2 separate regions of the Homo sapiens genome follow, and region 2 is linked to region 1. The links are chromatin loops, found by intact Hi-C in ENCODE. Cell type or tissue: heart left ventricle. All regions are shown on one strand. Each heading gives the region's core, and the rest is flanking DNA. Links, peaks and the distances in the headings are about the cores only.

Region 1 (8,518 bases), core at 314-8,313:
CGTCTCTACTAAAAATACAAAAATTAGCTGGGCATAGTGGCACACGCCCATAGTCCCAGCTACTTGGGAGGCTGAGGTTGCACTGAGCAGAGATCACGCCACTGCTGCACTCCAGCCTGGGTGACAGAGTGAGACTCCATCACAAAAAAAAAAAAAAATCTTTTTTTCCCCAAAGCAAGTTAGAACTCATTTACCTGTGGACTATCACGTACTCTCCTGAGCCCAAGGTGTCTGATCTCCTCTCTGCTCCTACTTCTGGTCATAACGCTCTTTCACTCCAGTTTGCTGCTCAACTTTTGGCCTATGCGGACGCAGCCAGGCCAGATCCTCTTTTACTTTCTTTTCTAACAGGTGAAGGCATGTGCTAACCTCCCCGGGAATGAGATGAACAGAGAGGTTTACTGTTAAAATCAAAACCATCTGTGGCTAACTTACTCACTTTCTTCTTCCCTTAGGAGTAAATGCAGATGAGCAAAACCCTACCAGCCTTGGAAAACACACCCCCCAAAGCTAAGATGGGCTGCTAACTGCAGTTCCGCCTCCACCTCTGCACAGGTTCAGTATTTTTCTTAATTCTCCTCTTCTGGGCCCAGGTCACATGCCACACAGTCAACGGGGCCTGGAATCTGGGCTGGCATCTGAGGGCGGTGGAGGCCTCAGGCGCACTGGCCGCCAAGAGTCAGGTGACTCAGGCCCGCCATTCTCGAGTGTCTGTGTCAGCAGCTTCCCCCTGCCTTTGAGAACACTAGTGAGAACAGGCTATGACAGAGCCCAGGGGGCACCGAAGCTCCCTCTTCCATCGCACCAACACGGTTAGGTGCCTGTTTTTCCCTTTAAAGAAAAAAAAAAGGTAGTTTTACACTGAATCAGACTGTTTCAACTCACACAACGCCAGAACTTTGACTTCTTTAGTTCCAGCGCAGCACAGACAAGAAGTTCTGGAAGCTCTTGGGAATCCCAAGGGCGCCTGCTAAATGCGAGAGTTTTGTCTAAAAATAAACAAAGACCACATCACTCTGGCCAAGGCGGCACTTGATGAAAATTCTCAGAGGCTAGTCTCATGCTTCTCCAGGAAGGTCACTCCAAGGTCAAAAGGCTGGGCCCCTGGGCAGTGTCACCCCGAAGGTGGGCTTTCTCCCAGCCCTTCGCCCTTCCCTTTACTGCCATCCTGACCTAGATCAGCTCCGCTCCCCTCTGAAATCTACACTCGTCTCACTCAGGCTCCAGGTCTCCCAGATTCCCTGACACAGTCCCATGGTGCTGTGACTGGGGACACCTGCTCTCCTGGTCTCGAATGTCTCCTCCTCCCCGTTCTTCATCTGTCTAAACTCCTGCTCATTCTTCAAGACTCAGGTCAGCTGTCACCCCCTCCAGGAAGCCTTCCCTGCCCTCCTCTCTTCAGCTCAGTTAGAGAGACTTTCTATGACTTCCAGAGGACGGTGTAACTCACCAGTACCTTGTGTAAACACACTTTCATTCATTTATTACACTGTGTCTAGCACATAGTAGAACCTCAATAAAAACCTGCAGTCTGACTGTCCATAATACGAGCTATGAGCTCCCTAAAATCAGACATTCGGTAGATCCATCTCTGAATTCCTCAGGGCCTGACGACTTGTCTGACACACATAGTAGCTGTTACTCCACATTGATTGAACTGCACTGAGCCTGGGGGCCACCACCATGGCAGGTATGTTTTGTGCTCATCACAGGAACAGTGACACACCCAAGGAGGACACAGTGGGTGAGGATGACACGCTCCACCTGGCAGATGAGTTCTGTCACATCCATGAGACCAGAGGCAGCCGAGACACCTCAGAGACCTCCCTTATGCAGCCCTCGCTCACAAAGCTTCAGGATCTCATTGTCCTAGCAGGTCTGCTTCAAGGCCACCCATGCCCAGCCACCTTGGTGGGTCCTCTGGAAAGGACGCTCTAGGGCCAGCACCAGAGGGGAGGGGCTGTCACAGTCTGGAGTCAGGGCCCCCTCCCAGAACCTAGTGAACAGCATGAGTCTTCACACTCCATACAAAGGGGTGTCCCTCAAAGCTACCCAAAGTGCAGCAGGAAATCTCATGAGTCAAGACTGTCCATCCTGTTCACCCCACAGGATGCCAGCCAGCCCCAGACTCATGAGGCGCGATGCTCACCAGACCCAGGGAATAGGCGTGTCAGGAGTCAGAGGCCTGCACCAACAGAAGCCAAGCGGCACAGCCTGGACCCTTCCCTCTGTCCTCCAAGCCAAGGGCTCCTTTCAAAGCTTCAGCAAGCTTAGATGAGCTCTTGCTCCTGCAGACTGAGGTCAGGTTCAGGTGGCAAAGGGATCTAGAAGCAGCCGGAATCACACCGCAGGCCGAGCTGGGGGCAGGCGCTCCAGCTGCAACCACATAACCCGCACCCGGAAGACGCTGACTCCAGGTGTCCAAGGCAGCTCCCCCAACGTGAGAGGAAGAACAAAAAACAAAGATGCCCACTGCAAAGCACCTAAAGAGAATCCAGAAGGTGGTAAGTGGGCCCCTCACTCTCAGTCTAGGTAGGTATGCAGCCATTAATTCCTTGGTTTCCAAAGAATTCATTCACAGAAGTGTCGGTGGCAGCAGAGCCAAGACGGTGAGGCCACATCATGACCCATACATGCATTTAACGTTCTATGCTTAGGAGCAAAAGTAAATCACTTTTGGTAAAAAAAGATTTCGTTTCCTAGAGAGAAAACTTAGATTTCACCAGTCTCAACTCTTGGTAACAGACACACTGCAAACTAAACTGTAATGCATACTTTCAACTTTTCCTCCCGAAAAAAACCCTACGCTATCTGAGAGAGGAAGATGCTGGAGGAGAAAAGGCTCTATCCGCCCCAGCCTGACCCGTCCAGCCAAGCCCAACTCCAGTTGAAGTCCCCTCTGCTCTGTCCTGTATCTTGTCATCACTGACTGACCTCCTCAGGGCAACCTGCCTGACTCATGTCCTTCCAGCCTCCCTTCAGTCCTCGCAACAGCACGCGCTTGCCACAGGCTGCGTGAGATACTCACTAATGTCTGGTGGGCTCTAAGTGTCCTCAGGTGTGGTCTCACTCAGGGCCCCGAACCTATGGGCTGGCTGGGGGTGCTGTCAGCACTGCCATACTCCAGAAGAAGGAATGGGGGCCAGAGAGACAGTCGCCTGCTCAAAGGCACATGGCATGGCGGGCAAAGGGCAGACCTAGGATTTGAACCCAGGCTTCTGATTCCAAAGCTGAATGCTACTTTTGCCCTCGATGATACAGAATTGGGTTTCACCTAGACTCTGCCCAAAGTTCCTCTGTGACGCCAAACAGTCCCATTCTTCCTGCAGCCACAAGAAGCACCTAGGTGGCATGCAGCCGACCATGGGCTTTGCAGCAGAACCCCTGCCTGCCCAGTCACACTCATCTCCTACCTGGCACTGCTCTGCAAGGCACTACGCCCATTGCAAGGGGCTTCTCAAACAAGCTCTAAACTGATCTTCCTAAAAACGCTGGGTGGCAGGACCAGCAAGGTGAGAAATCAGAGGCCCAGTGAGGGTTACAGGGCAAATTAGGTCCAGCAAGTAGGCAGTCTGTGCCCACTACCTTCCAGCCAGGAAACTGAATCGTTTGACTGCCAAAGGGATTACAGGGGAGAGCGGTTCCTACGGCCCGGTCCCCAGGATCATGCCACAGAGGGGCTTCCCCGCATCCTGCACTCCTTCTGGAGACTCAAAACCACAGACCTCTTTTCCCCCGGGCTCAGGAGCCAGGCTCCTTCTCCTCACCCAGATCATGGAGACACCCAGCTGCAGAGAACTTAGTCTTTCCACTTCCAAACATGCAGAGAAGCTGCTCCCAGCCAGCGGACAGAACCTCCCTCTGCTCCCAGGCCCATGGCCAAGGCCAATGCCAGAGCAAGGGGAATTCCAGGCAGGGCCGAGGCCTCTCCCAGCTGGGCTTTGTCTGTCAGGGTGCTTCAGGCTTCAGCCAGAGGGCAGCCTGGGAGGGAGGGTGGCCTCCACGGGGTGGGGGCAGGCAGCAGCAACTGGAACCTGCATAAGCCGCCTCTCCTGCACAAGGCACAGTCCAGCTGCCAGGACACACAGCGGCCCCAGACAGGACCTGTACAAACCCAGCTATCCAGGAGCTCGAGGGCCCACCCACGCCCCCTCCTAGAAGCTGCAGCATGGCACCCAGGCAGGAGTTGCCAGGGAACGCCCACTGGGCAATGCACGTGTCTTACAGCAGGAACTCTCCTCCCCTGGTGAGCACTGGATGGAAAAGCAGCAGGGTGTGGTAGAAAGAATACAGGGCTGAGGTCAGCTGGGCCAAGTTCAAATCCCAACCTGGGGTGAGTGATTTCTGCAGGCAGCATGTCTTCAGCAATGAAATCGGGCTAGTCCCTGAGCCACAGGTTGTGCTGAGGATTAAATGAACTAATGAAGCAAAGTGCCCGGCTCCACACTGGACACCCAGCAGATGTCCAATCAATGTCTGCTAAATGAATGTGGAAATTGCAGCCCTGAGAAAAATAGCAATTCTCCTCTTCTCCCTTCACTCGGCCCAAACCCAACTCCCCACAGGGGGAAGAGCCCTTATTCACTACTCACCACCACCACAACACAGCCGGGCAGACTGACACACTTTTGGCAAAGAGGCCAAAACCTTTTTCAGCAAGCTCACCTTTACAAGGTTTCAGCACCTTCCATTGGGACTGGGGGGTGGGGACGGGGGATGGGTAGCATGTTTCACTTGGCTAATGAACTCTGTGAGCAATGATCAAGTTCACCTGCTGGTCTACGCTAAAGCAGGCTGTCTTGCAAGCAGGAATTAAGGTTCCACGTCATGAGAACACAGCAGTAGGGCAGGGACTCAGGAGACAGAGTCTGCACCTTTGACAACTGGCTACGGGACCCTGGGAGAGTCACCTCACCTCTTAAGGATCGGACTTCTCTTCCAGAAGGTTACATCAGCAGGCCCAAGAAGCTCTCACTCTCCAAGCCCCCTGGCCATTCTAAACACAATTCTATGAAATGTAATCCTGAGTATGTTCACAGGAAGACAGGCTCTGAGCTGACAGAGTGACATTCACTGCAAACCTGGGTGAAAAAGACTCACCACTCACTGGGAGTTGCCAGGATATGCCCTGGAACCTAACTGCATCTTTCCTCCCCTGAGCCCCAGGGGCACACGGTATGCCAAATCCCCAGAAAGAACAAGACCACTAGGACTGTGGGGAGGCAGGGCCTGCATGAGAACTGCCCTGAAACCACAGCCTGAGTAAAATCTGCCCCCTTCAATCTGGAAAGAAGGTGGTTCAAAGGGACTGTGCTGAATCTTGGCCCAGCAGAAACAGAAATGACCTCGATGATGCCCACAGCAGACACTTCCCCTAGGGATGGGTGCCCTTCAGATGCCACTTCACCAAGACAGAGCAGCAGCAGCAGCAGCAGCAAATGCCAATAGGTTTGCTCCGCTCCCGAATACGAAAGCCCCCAATCTCCTGCTAAGGAATAGGGAAACTAAGGAACCGACCCGTAGGTATGCATGGGGTCTATTACAGCCCTCACTCCTCAGTCTTGGATGCACAAGAGAATCGACTCAGGAACTTTAAAGATACCAATGCTGGGTTGCTGCCCCCCTCTCCAAGATTGTGATGTAATTGGGCCTGAATGCAGCCTGGGCATCTGGATTTTTTTTTTTTTCCAACCTTCCCAGGTGACTCTAATGTGCAGCCAATATTCAGAACCATTACTTTACTCTAGCTTCTAGAAGTTCAGAGCACAGGGGCCCCAGCACGCTCCTACAAACTCTTCAGGGGCAGAAAGGACAGCATGCCTGGCCAGGCAGGCCTTGCTAGAGATGGGTCTCCTTATTCTTCCTTCAAAACACACGCACACTCACACCCCCCCGAGAAGCAACCTGCAAAGAACCATCTGTCTGAGACAGAATGCAGGGCCGCTGCCCAGCCCTGGCTGGGGCGTACCAAGTTCAGTCACACTGGAGGATATACAATTGTGTTCAGTTACTTGATTACTTTAGGCACGTAAACAAAATATGATATTGTACAGACCTGGAGTGGCAACCACCACATCATAATTTACTTTGAGACATCTGAATTACAAATGCAAAAAGAAAAAAAAGTTGGAAACACTTTTAAGAATCTCTCTGAATGGAAAATGGAATCTGAATAAATGGTGGTGTTTCCAGTGGGCTGCCAGGTTTACTTCCTGTTTCCCCCAGAAGGTCACTGGAAATGTTTTCTTGTGAATCTGCCTTTTCTGAGATTGAAGCAAAACATCTCAGCCTCCCAAACTATGGCACTCACTGCCTTTGGTCCTACAGTACATACAGATTCCAATCACTCCAAAAAACAAAAAAAAAAAAACAAAAAACAAAAAAACACACAGCCATAGCAGAGGGGAGAGGAGGGGAAAAGGCAGTTAAAAGTTCTAGGTTTCTCTGTGGTGTTAACAAGACTAAACAAAATTTCTGCTTTGAGATAAAACAGAACCCAGTGCCTCTATCATATGAACACACAGCAGGGCATATGGAAAGCAACCAGGCTCTGAAGGAATAGAGCTCCTTCCTGGCTTTCTGCCTTCCGGCTATGTGGCCTTGGGCCAGTTACTTGGCCTCTCTGAGCCTCAGCTGTAACTGCAGGTTTGCTTTGAGAATTAGAGAGTGTATACAAAGCCCAGGGCCCAGGGTGGGCCTTCAACAACCAGTGGGTGCTGCCATTATTCTTTGAACAATCTGCACCCATTTCAGCTAAATCCTTGGGAATCATATTATACTAGCGCAGGGGAAGAATCTGTTTCTTTGTTTAACAAGAGAACAAAAAGAGTGAGTGGAGAAGTCAGGAGTTAGCCTGCCACTGCGTTCTGAGGTCAAATGGGCTGTTTACGAACATGATTTGCTTTCACCCTCCTGAGACTGGCACCGTGAAAAAAGTCCTTCCCGAGACTTACAGATGCCCAAGAGGCAATGTGGTCTCCATGATAGTCCAGCGTGGTCTGGCCAAGCTGTCCCCCATCCCCCATGCAAAAGCCAGCTTCCCCGTGCAGCCCCCACAGCAGGAGAGACGGAGAACCATTAAAGCGGGGGTGCCTGTCACACTCCTCTGTAACCCCTGACGTGATGTGAAATTCTACAAGGTAGACCCTTTGAAATGCAAAATCTTCCAGAGTCCTTCAAACGTGTTTTTATTTTCTCGGGTTCCTAAGGCTGCTTTCAGATCCACCCATCAGCATTTCCCCCTCTCAATCAACCCACATTTAACAAAAAAACAAACAAACAAAAAAAACGACAAGAAAAACCCAAGGACGTCTCTATTTTTCAGAAAAGCTCAAGTATCTCCAATCACTGTGAGGGGAAAGAAAATAAAATCTTCAGCTCCAGCCTCCTCGCATCACTCCAAGACACCCAGAAGCCAAGTTTCCTCTGGAAGATTTCCTCCCATCCTAGCCAGCACAGCACTCTGTTGCTCAGGATCTCAGAGAACTTTCTTAGATAAGAATCCGAGTTCTCCCTGACCTAAGTTCGGTGAGGTTAAGACAGGCACCACCAAAACCACAACCCGCAATACACGAAGCCCAAATCTTGCCCCAAAACGCTGTGCACAGGAGGTTTGGATTAAGCATCAAAGAAGTTACCTTAAAACAAAGTTGTTTGGCAAAGAAAAATACTTCACTGTAAGAAGAACCCTAGGGAACGGTAAATTGCTTTTGAATATGGACTTTTCAGTGGCGCAGTCATTAATCATGTTAATGTAAACTGCGCTACAACAAAAATTTTCTAAGCAAGTCTCAGGGTACATCAGCATATCTAAGCCTCTGGGTTTGTTTCCAAAGTTCACATCCAGGCAGGCAATGAAACTGCTGTTAATGGGGTCAGCTATTACAGTGCCGTCCCCAACCTTGAGCCATAATAAAGGTGACTCAGCCATCCAGAAAAAACCCTCAAACTTAGGCAGGAAACAAACAAATTAATCAGAGAAAGAGAGTCAATGATTTTTGGAAAGTGTATCCGTTGGACAAGTTTAAACAGAAACTCTCCCTGGATGATCAGACTGACATTTCAGAAAGGAGTTGAGGGAGAACAATCAACACTCCTCCCAGCACCCAAGTCCCCTGGCCAGACCCTGTTTTGTGGCGTGGAGGGGAGGGTAGCAGCCGGACGAGGCAAGGAGGAGGAGAGTCCAGCAGAGCTAAGCTTCGCTGAGCCCCGCCAGCTCCGGCCATGTGCTTTGTGTTGGCAACGAACCGGTTCTTTCAAAAGAGGAAGAGTCTGACAAAAAGGACAGCTGCAGCAAAGCAGAAGCTGAGGGTAAAAACCTCTCCAAAGCCCTGAGCTCGGGATTCTCCCCTAAAGTTAAATCAAAACACCACTGGGGTTTGCAAGGACTAGTTCATCTATTAGTCTTCCCCTTGCTGGATCAATTAAAGAGAGTCCCTCCACATCTGGTTTCCATCGAAAACCGAAACTTGTATTATCAGCATATTACATAACAAATTATGCCTGCAGGTTTCTTTTA
Region 2 (8,518 bases), core at 298-8,297, 52 kb before region 1:
CCAAGGCCATCCCCTCCAACCAACCCCTCTGAAACCATCTTCGTCAACAAGAAGATCTTTACCCCTTGAAACCCAGCGAGACCAATGTTTATATAAATAAGTCCAGAAAAGATGATGGTCAGACCGTGGCATTAAGCAACCGATGGCCTCCTGGATGAACACAGAACCAACAGTGTTGTGTCCCATCACATCCGCCCATCCTTGAGTCAGAGGTCACAAGGGCCAGCACCACTTCCTCATCCCCAGCCAGAACCAGATGCAGCCAACTCTCGGGCTCAGAGACGCTCCTGATGACAGAGTATTAACTCCAAGTTCATCTCATTCAAATCAATATCCAAGATCAGTGTTAGCACAAGGCAGAGCTCCAAGACAAAGAGGATAAAGTCCAAGTGACAGGGGCGTGTGGCCAGATACTTCTTCTACAGTGAAGGGCAAGGATGATTGCAGAGGCAGCTCAGAGGATATTGATCACAACATCCTGATGGCCTCATGTTTCAACAGTATAATCAAAGGAATAAGTCCCCCCAATCGCTAGCTCTTGGAAACCATTACCCACAACCCTGATCTCAGGATCAGCATAATCCAAGGGACACTGAACCCCAGTGTGTGTGTATATCTCTTGCAGCAGCTGCAGGGGTGGCTTCCTGGGAGAGACGGCTCCAGTGAAGGGCCGGAGGGGATTACCAGTGTTTGGTCCAGTGAGTCTGCCCACCAACACCCCGCCTCTCACCATCCACCTGCCCTTGTACCCCTAGCACTGAGCTCACAGTGAAAGGGAATATTTGCTTGTAAATAGAAATAAACGCTTTTTAAAAACCAACTGGAAATAATCTTTCTTTGAATAGGATTTAAAAAAACAAGGAAATTAACCCACTCCTGGGTATTTCTGAAACTGGCAATCTATGCTTGTCTAGGACGGCCCAGAACCAGCAGAGGCTCCAGTGAGCACCAAGGTGACTCCAGGCTGCTGGGGCTCTTACCTGTGCCATCTTGGCAAGGTCTAGAGAAGGCCTCTGCTCTTGCACTTCTTCAGGGCGCCGCCTTTTAACACCGACCTTCTTGTCGTTAAGGACACACGGCTGGGAGCGGCTGCGGGAAAGGCCGCTGGAGCGTCTCGCCAGCTCTGGTGTTGAGGCAGGTGTGCTGTTGGCTGAGGGAGGACAGTATTCCACAAAGGAAAACTGCTCATGTGAGCAAGAGAGGGACCGCTGCAGGTCCAGCCGGCCTCCTCCCACGGGGTGCAGGTCAGGGCTCCAGGTGTCACCTGCCTGTCCACACGGGGCTGAGCCTGGCACCCCTTGGCAGGGCTGCCCTCCAAATCGGTGGTGGAGTCCTGCCTGGTCGCAGGGTGAGGAGAGCACGTTGGCCCGGGAAGGGAGGCTGAAGCTGGAACTCCTCTGCATGGTGCTGAAGCCGTTGGAATAGCGCTGGACGCTGCCCCCGCTGTAGCAGCGTCTCTTTTCCACGGGAGTCCAGACTTTGGAGCCCAAGGGCCTCCATGATGTCCGGCAACTGGACATCTCATCGGAGAAGGACAGTGAGCGGCACTGGCGCTTGCTAGGGGGTGCTGAGGGGTTCCCGTTGTGGTCGCTGATGCTGAGGTCTTTGATCAGACTGGTCACAGCGCAGGCGGTCACTGCCTCCCGGTGCCATAGTGAGCTGTCCTTTTCAGGCAGGCATTCCCAGATGCTGGTGCTCGGTTGGTCAATCTGAAGAGGGCATTTCCTGTCCAGGTCTCGCCATCTGTCATTTTCTGGTTCATAAATGACAAGGAGAAAACAGGATTTGAGAAGACCTTCACTCCAGCCCTTTATTATCTCCACACCAACAGCCCGTTTCAAACACAGTATCTTAGAGCCAAAAGGCCCTTAGAAACCATCCAGTCCAACCTCATTTTACAGATGAGAAATTGAGGCTGAGAGAGGAGAAGTGAATCCCAAGGCTTTGAGTTGGAAGTTGGAAGCAGAGCAGGGCCTAGAATCCAGATATACCCCTGGGACTCCTGATATGGTTTTCTTTCCAGTGTACCACACTGCCTCCCAGGAGAATCCAAAGCAATATTTTTCATCCAAAATGTTTCTCATCTTATGGGTGGGAAATCGACTTGCCCTGAACCCTGCCCCTGGCTGATGAGAGAGTCGGGACAAGACATCTGTTAAGTGCCACCAGGTTCTCTGCAGCTCTCAGGACTGGGACTCGATGCCCTGGCAGAAGACCACAACCAAAGATGTCTCAACAGCTCGGATGGCCAAGGCCAAAAGATGGCTGGGGCACTGCCAGGTTAGTTCACCCCAATTCCACCTTGAAAGCCTTTGCTGATAATAGAAGCTGGAACTTGTACTGATTTAGGTCACCTCCGTCAAAATGCTCAACATCAGCGTCACCAATGGCTGCCAATCACAGCACTTTCTCTGTGTTCACTCGATTTTTCACTTAAAGCAATTAAAATCTCTAAGAACAAGTCTTGGGCTTCACAGACTTAAGGGAACCACTTAAACTTATGTATTCAGGTCTTTACTTGAATACACAAATAAATAACCAACCCTGCTATGAAATGCTACATTTGCACACGAACCTTTATTTTGTGAAATATTCAAGAACTATTTATTGTTTTTCTACTATGGAATCAGGCACCGTGCTGGGAATTTTAGGAGATGCAAAGATAAATTTGACATAGTTCTTGTATTCAAGTTTACAGTATAAAAGCAAAGTTACAAAATATGCCATGATATCAGGGAACAACCTGTTAGTACTATTTTCTCGAGCCTATATATATTTATAAATCATGCACATGTGAATGGCTTGAGTCAGTCAAGAGAAGAATAGAAGTGAAACCTGAAATGATATTTGGTAGGTATTTAAATGCACGCCGGGTCTCTCAGCAATGCAGATCACTCACTGAGCATTCAGCTGGGCTGTGTAATCCACACAGCCCCCTGAGTGCATGTACCATCCTGGACCAGATCAGGAGACCAAGGCTTGGGGGACACTAAGCAACTAGCCCAAGGCCACACAGCTAACACCAGACAGGATGTAAACCCAGCTTAGTCAGGCCCCAGAGCGCAGGCCCTTTTCACTACACTGCAGCGCTGAGGTGGACTGTGGGTGAGCCTGACTCTGGCCCTGGCCCTAAGGAGTTTATGGGTCAGGCAAGATGGGCTCAGGTGCAGAAAACTGAGATTTAACCCATGAGTGCTCGAGGCAGCAAGGACTACAAACCTATCTCCACTACCAGTGGCCACTCCTCAAAGGGCACCAAGAGACATACCCCAGCTGAGCGTCACAAGCAGCAGCTACTTGATTGACTCAACGGGAATGACCTGTGCAGACCAAAGGGAGGGCCAGGAGCCCAGAGAAAAAGCCGAGGCAGAGCTAATGGTGGTTCTCCTTCCTCTTGGGCATCCTGCCAAGGTCAGCAGAGCTAACGGTGGTACTCCTTCCTCTTGGGCATCCTGCCAAGGTCATGAGATACAAACTGAGGGGCTGGGGACCCTGACAGGGGACACTGGTAGAACTGTCCAGAGGCTGTATTCATAGAGGGCCTCAGAAGCTGAAGATGCAGGAGAGAAACCTTCCAAAAGCCCAGGCAAGCCAGCTGCAACAAAGCAAGACTGTCGCTAAACATCCAATTTCTTCATCATACATCGTTCATCTCATCTCTGAAATTTCCCAGGGCCTGAACACAGCAGGTCTCAATATCTGCTCCTCCAACTGGATTGGATCAATTACGTCCAAAAATCATCCAAAGTACCTCTTCCTGCAAGTTGCTTTAGGTTGTTCAAACATGCTTCACCACCAAGGAAACCATTCCCTTTGGGTATTCACCATTCTATTAAATCAGTTTCAACTTGACACTGGTCAGCAGTTGAAAGTCCAATAAACTAATATACAGTAAAAAAAAATTTTTTTTTGAGACAGGACCTGCCTCTGTGGCCCAGGCTGGAGTACAGTGGCATAATCTCAGCTCACTGCAACCTCCACCTCCCAGATTCAAGCTATTCTGGTGCCTCAGCCTCCTAAGTAGCTGGGATTACAGGCATGTACCACACGCCCAGCTAATTTTTGTATTTTTTGTAGACATGGGGTTTCACCATGTTGGCCAGGCTGGTCTCAAACTCCTGGCCTCAAGTGATCCACCCACCTTGGCCTCCCAAAGTGCTGGGATTACAGGCATGAGCCACCGTGACCAGCTATAAAGTAAAATTAAAGGAAATAGAAACTCTTGTTGACACAGTCACAACTATCCCAGTTATCTGATTTAAAAGAAAACAGAAAGTTATCCTAAGAAAAAAGTGAAGATTTATGTATGATGATGTTCATCAAAATGATGAGTGACAGCAAAATGGTAAACATAGTTAAAACGTCTTACAGTAGGGGCCGGTTAAATAAATTATCAAGGAATAACATGGAGCATGAAGAAGCAGAGTTTCAAAGAATATTAAATGATGTGGGGAAATGCTAACAATATAAAGCTGAGCATGAAGAAACAGGATATAAAACTGTATAGAGGGTGTGATTCCTATTTAGCAAAATATGTCTGTTGTATGTAAAGGTAAGAAAGAAATAAACCGAAATGTTAATAGTGGATTGGCAGACAGCTGGTTGGTTAATTTATTTTTTCTCTTTTGTTCTTCTATAGTCTCCAAATGTCCTATGAGAAAAAATGTATTATCGAATATGTGGGGGATGTGACTGCCAAGCCCACAGGTGCTGTGCCCTTGCTTAACTCAGGAAGTGAGCCAGGGTCGGAGCGGGGGCCCACAGCCCGCCCTCTGCTGGGTTGGCTCCTCTGGGTTTTCAGGAAGTTGCCATACAAAATGCTGGCCACTAACTTCTCTTTTGAGACAAGGCACTGAGGCACCAGATGGGCCAGGAATGTGGCCGGCTGAGGAAGAAACCAATGGGCTTGGCACAGAGCAGCGAGGGTGGCCGGTGCTCACGGAGCCTGAGACATACTACAGACTGCGTCTCCGCCAGGCCTCGGGGAAACCCGTGACATGAAAAGGAGTTGATCCCACTCTCAGAGGATACCATTTTCTGTTCCATTTTTGCACCACTGGCCTGGAATCTTCCCCATCTCTAGGGAAATCACTTCCAAAAGGGGAATCGGGAGCCAGCTAAATAGGAACACACCATCCCTCCCATCTGCCTTCCTTTCCCATGGCCAGCCTGCGATCTTGGTGCTTCTTGAAGGGACCCCTCAGGGCCTCCCTACTCCAGGCCTACCTCCTCACTGCCTCTAGAGAACTTTCTGAAGCCCCCACCTATTGTGGCCCATTCGCTTCAGCTGTCAGCCACTGTTTCCGGGAAAGAAGACAAGCATTTCAGACTGGCACCCGGGCCCATCTCCACATCATTCCCCACAACAAACCCTACACTCCAGGTATCAAACCTCCTACGACAGTGGAGGTCAGAAAAGAATCATATAGAGTCAAAACCATCCTTGAAGAATTCCTGAACCAGCCCACAAAGTACAACTCCTCCCCCCAGCTTTGTGTAGACAACCCAAAAGGGTAATTCTTATGCACCAGCGATTCTTTATAAAACTAAAGTTTAATAACTAGACTGCAGGAACAAGCACAGATAAGATCTATATGCAGAAAGGCTGGAAGTCCAGCTTGCTGGGCCTTGAGGTAACTACCAAAACCCAGGGGCATCAGAGCTGGGTGATGAATTCCTACAGGACCTACTCCTTCTGTGTTACAGAGTAAGCCTCTAAGGCCTATAAGATTTCTTTGTCGTAGGGAAGATTCGAAGAGTCAGTTTTTAACTGTGAAGAGAAGTTGCAGCTTCCCCCAAACATCAGCTCTTTCACTCCTTTGCAAAGAACATTCCACACCTTTGCAAAGGCCTGGACCGTTCTTTTCCTGCCTTTATCTTCCTTTCACCAAGAGTCTCCTCATTTAAAAAGCCAACTCAAAGCTCCTCTGAAGATACACCTTTCTCCTAGCTCTGTGATCGTACAGCACGTATGTACCTGAACTTTAATTACTGATCTGCGTACACATCTACTTCTCCTCCTAAGCCACAGACTCTCAAGCATAGCCCCAGTGTGGCTCCCCAGTGCCTAGCACAGAGCAGGGCACACAGCAGACCTTAGTTGGTGGTGCATGAATGAGGTAGTGGATTGCAAACTGCAGATAAAAGCTACAAGAGGATGCGGTGTTCTCTGGGACTCACCTGTCTTTTGTCCTTGGCAAAGGTGAGTCTTCCTTGGCCAGGTAAGTCCAACCAGGACTGTGCCCTGAACCGTCTGCCCTACCTGGGCCATGTGGCCATGTGTGACTCAGCAAGGAGATGGGGTTGACAGAGTCACGTCTAAAATACTTTGGAAAAGCAAAGCACTGCTATTGTGTATCAACACCAGCCAGGTGACCACTTGCTCAGTCTGCAGGCAGATAATATTGTAATTGTTTCTATCTTTATCGCTTTGAGAAGTACAATACGAGAAAAGTAAAAACAATCAAGGCTATGTTTAGCCCTGTGTTTTCCCCATTCGCTCAGGGAACAGAAAGCGATTTGTTGGGTCAGATCACCAGACAAAAGAAACAGGAATAGAAGCTAATTTTTCATGGCAAACTGCCCCAAGCGCTAGGCCCTGACGTCACACCATACAAAGGGCCTCGGTAGGCCTCCGAGAAGAGGATACAGGGTGCCCCCGCCCCCTCCATTCAATATCACTTCTGCACAAACAACTATAACTCTTTCAAGTCACAATTGTCATGGATGTAGGAGTCTACTGAGCAACAGTCACTTGGTGTAGTGGAAAGGGCAAGGACCTGGGTTCAAACCTCAGCTCTGTAAGTTACTCAGTTCCTCGTAGCTATTATGAGAATTAAATAGGCATCTCATACAGGGCATAGAGTAGGCTCTCAAAAACAGCAGTCATCATAAGGATAATTAACGGTACTGGAAAACGCTCTCCTAGCTGAGGCTTGACTCAGCCAGAGCTGCAACAGGGTGCCAGCCTCTGTGGAATCCGGCTGGAATGGAAACCTGGCTTCTCTGACTAGGATTTCTCAAAGTGTGACTTCTGGGCCACCTACAGGAGCATCCTTTGGGGGTGTTTGTTAAAATGCAGGTTTCTAGACCCCGTCTCTGACTTGGTAAATCAGAGTCTCTCTGGGTAGGCATTTGCATCTTAATAAGCTCCCCAGGTTATTTCAATGCAAAAATGTTGAGAAATGCTGTTCTGGAAAGCAGATGACATGGAGAACTGAGTTCTCAAACATCTGTCCGAATGGCGGCCCATCCAGACCATCCAGCACCACTGCCCAGAAGCTTCAGGAGGGTTGACAATTCTGGTCTCTACAAATTTGAATTCATAACAACACTGAAAGTTGGTGTTTATGTTTTGGTTTGGGCTAATTCCAGGAAGAAGTATGGAGAAGGATCACTTCACCCATCAGAGGTTTCACAGGACAGGATGGGGACCCTCAGGGCTTCCTTCTCAAGCTACACAACATGCTCTTGATGGACAGCCACTAGCAAAGGCCTTAGAAGCTAACTCACTCCTATGAACAAGATGAGTGTGAAGCCTCCCACTTTCTCCCTGAGAACACGCAAGGGCCCATCAGCTGTGTCCTAAAGATACGCAGAAGGGCCCCCCATCCATCTGCAGCCTGACACCAAGCCCCTGGCAGACCTGAGCAGAGCGCGATGGCCCACAGCCTGAGAGCATGGCACCAGCCCATTCAGTTCTATGCTGCGCCTGTTGCTTTAGCCTTTAGGGCATGTAAAGCTTCTCCACGTCCCCACTGAGCATTATCTTCACAAGTCTGAAATGATACACACGAGAGCGTGTGCATTTGTGTGTAGCGTAAACACACAAGAGCCTTTGCCTGCAGATGGGAGGGTGAACACACAAGCATCCCTGGGCCCAGTTCTCTCACAGTCTTGGACAGACTAGGTAAGCAAGGTCTCTTCCAAAGCTGAGGTTTGATGACTGAGCTTGCAGTTTCTGACTTTTGACTATGCCACAAAGAACAGGAGAATGAGTTGCCTACATATGCAGAGACAAGGACTCAAATTCCCAAATTCGCACTCACAAGGCTCTGGTCCTGCCACCGTTTGACTAAGAAGGGCAGAAGACTGCTGTGTGCACAGATCCTAGAGCTTGAAGCAAGAAAAACACTCAGAGGAATACGAATGGCATTTGACCTCAAATGTTCTTATTTCCATTCCTACCCTTAAATTTGAAGGAAAATTCCCAGGGCTCCAGATTCTTGGGGGACTATAAACCTTCATATTTTCAAAAGATAGAGGAGCTTTATAGCCCTAGAGAGCTCTGTGCTATGTTTTCGATGGTGCCTTATGGTCACATAAGTACAGAATGTGGTTTCCAGAAAAGGTTAAGCACCTCAAGTACAGACCAAGATACGAAATGCCCCGATTAGCAAGCCTGCTGTCAGATCACAACCAGCTGACTCATTCTTACATTTCACACCTATCTACTTGTGCTGACAATGAGTATCTCTCCCCTGCCCTGTAGGTTGGGTTGTGCTAACTTGGCCTCAGG

The links. Peaks named below come from ENCODE experiments on the same cell type or tissue, not always from the same donor. Only the 100,000 strongest peaks of a DNase experiment are listed, where the experiment ranks them.
Region 2: it touches region 1 in a loop (2.5-fold over the local background); 37 of 110 quality-filtered maps call a loop at or near these places.

Annotation. Positions count from the first base shown.
Region 1 is chr10:124,732,687-124,741,204 of GRCh38, forward strand. The region is part of intron 1 of FAM53B (family with sequence similarity 53 member B); the gene reads right to left. Among named protein-coding and RNA genes, the nearest start is that of FAM53B, 7.4 kb to the right of the region's middle. RefSeq lists enhancers at 179-721, 787-866. In heart left ventricle, for the core only: a CTCF peak has its summit at 3,948; DNase peaks (open chromatin) are centred at 698, 3,925 and 8,185; H3K4me3 peaks cover 2,390 bases; H3K27ac peaks cover 7,227 bases.
Region 2 is chr10:124,680,627-124,689,144 of GRCh38, forward strand. FAM53B (family with sequence similarity 53 member B) reads right to left here. Exons shown (of 5, transcript NM_014661.4): 4 at 981-1,753. Among named protein-coding and RNA genes, the nearest start is that of FAM53B-AS1, 19 kb to the right of the region's middle. RefSeq lists a silencer at 2,831-2,940 and enhancers at 4,679-5,650, 6,495-6,574, 7,148-7,649, 8,277-8,356. In heart left ventricle, for the core only: a CTCF peak has its summit at 4,786 (motif pointing left); DNase peaks (open chromatin) are centred at 4,865 and 6,635; H3K27ac peaks cover 3,264 bases.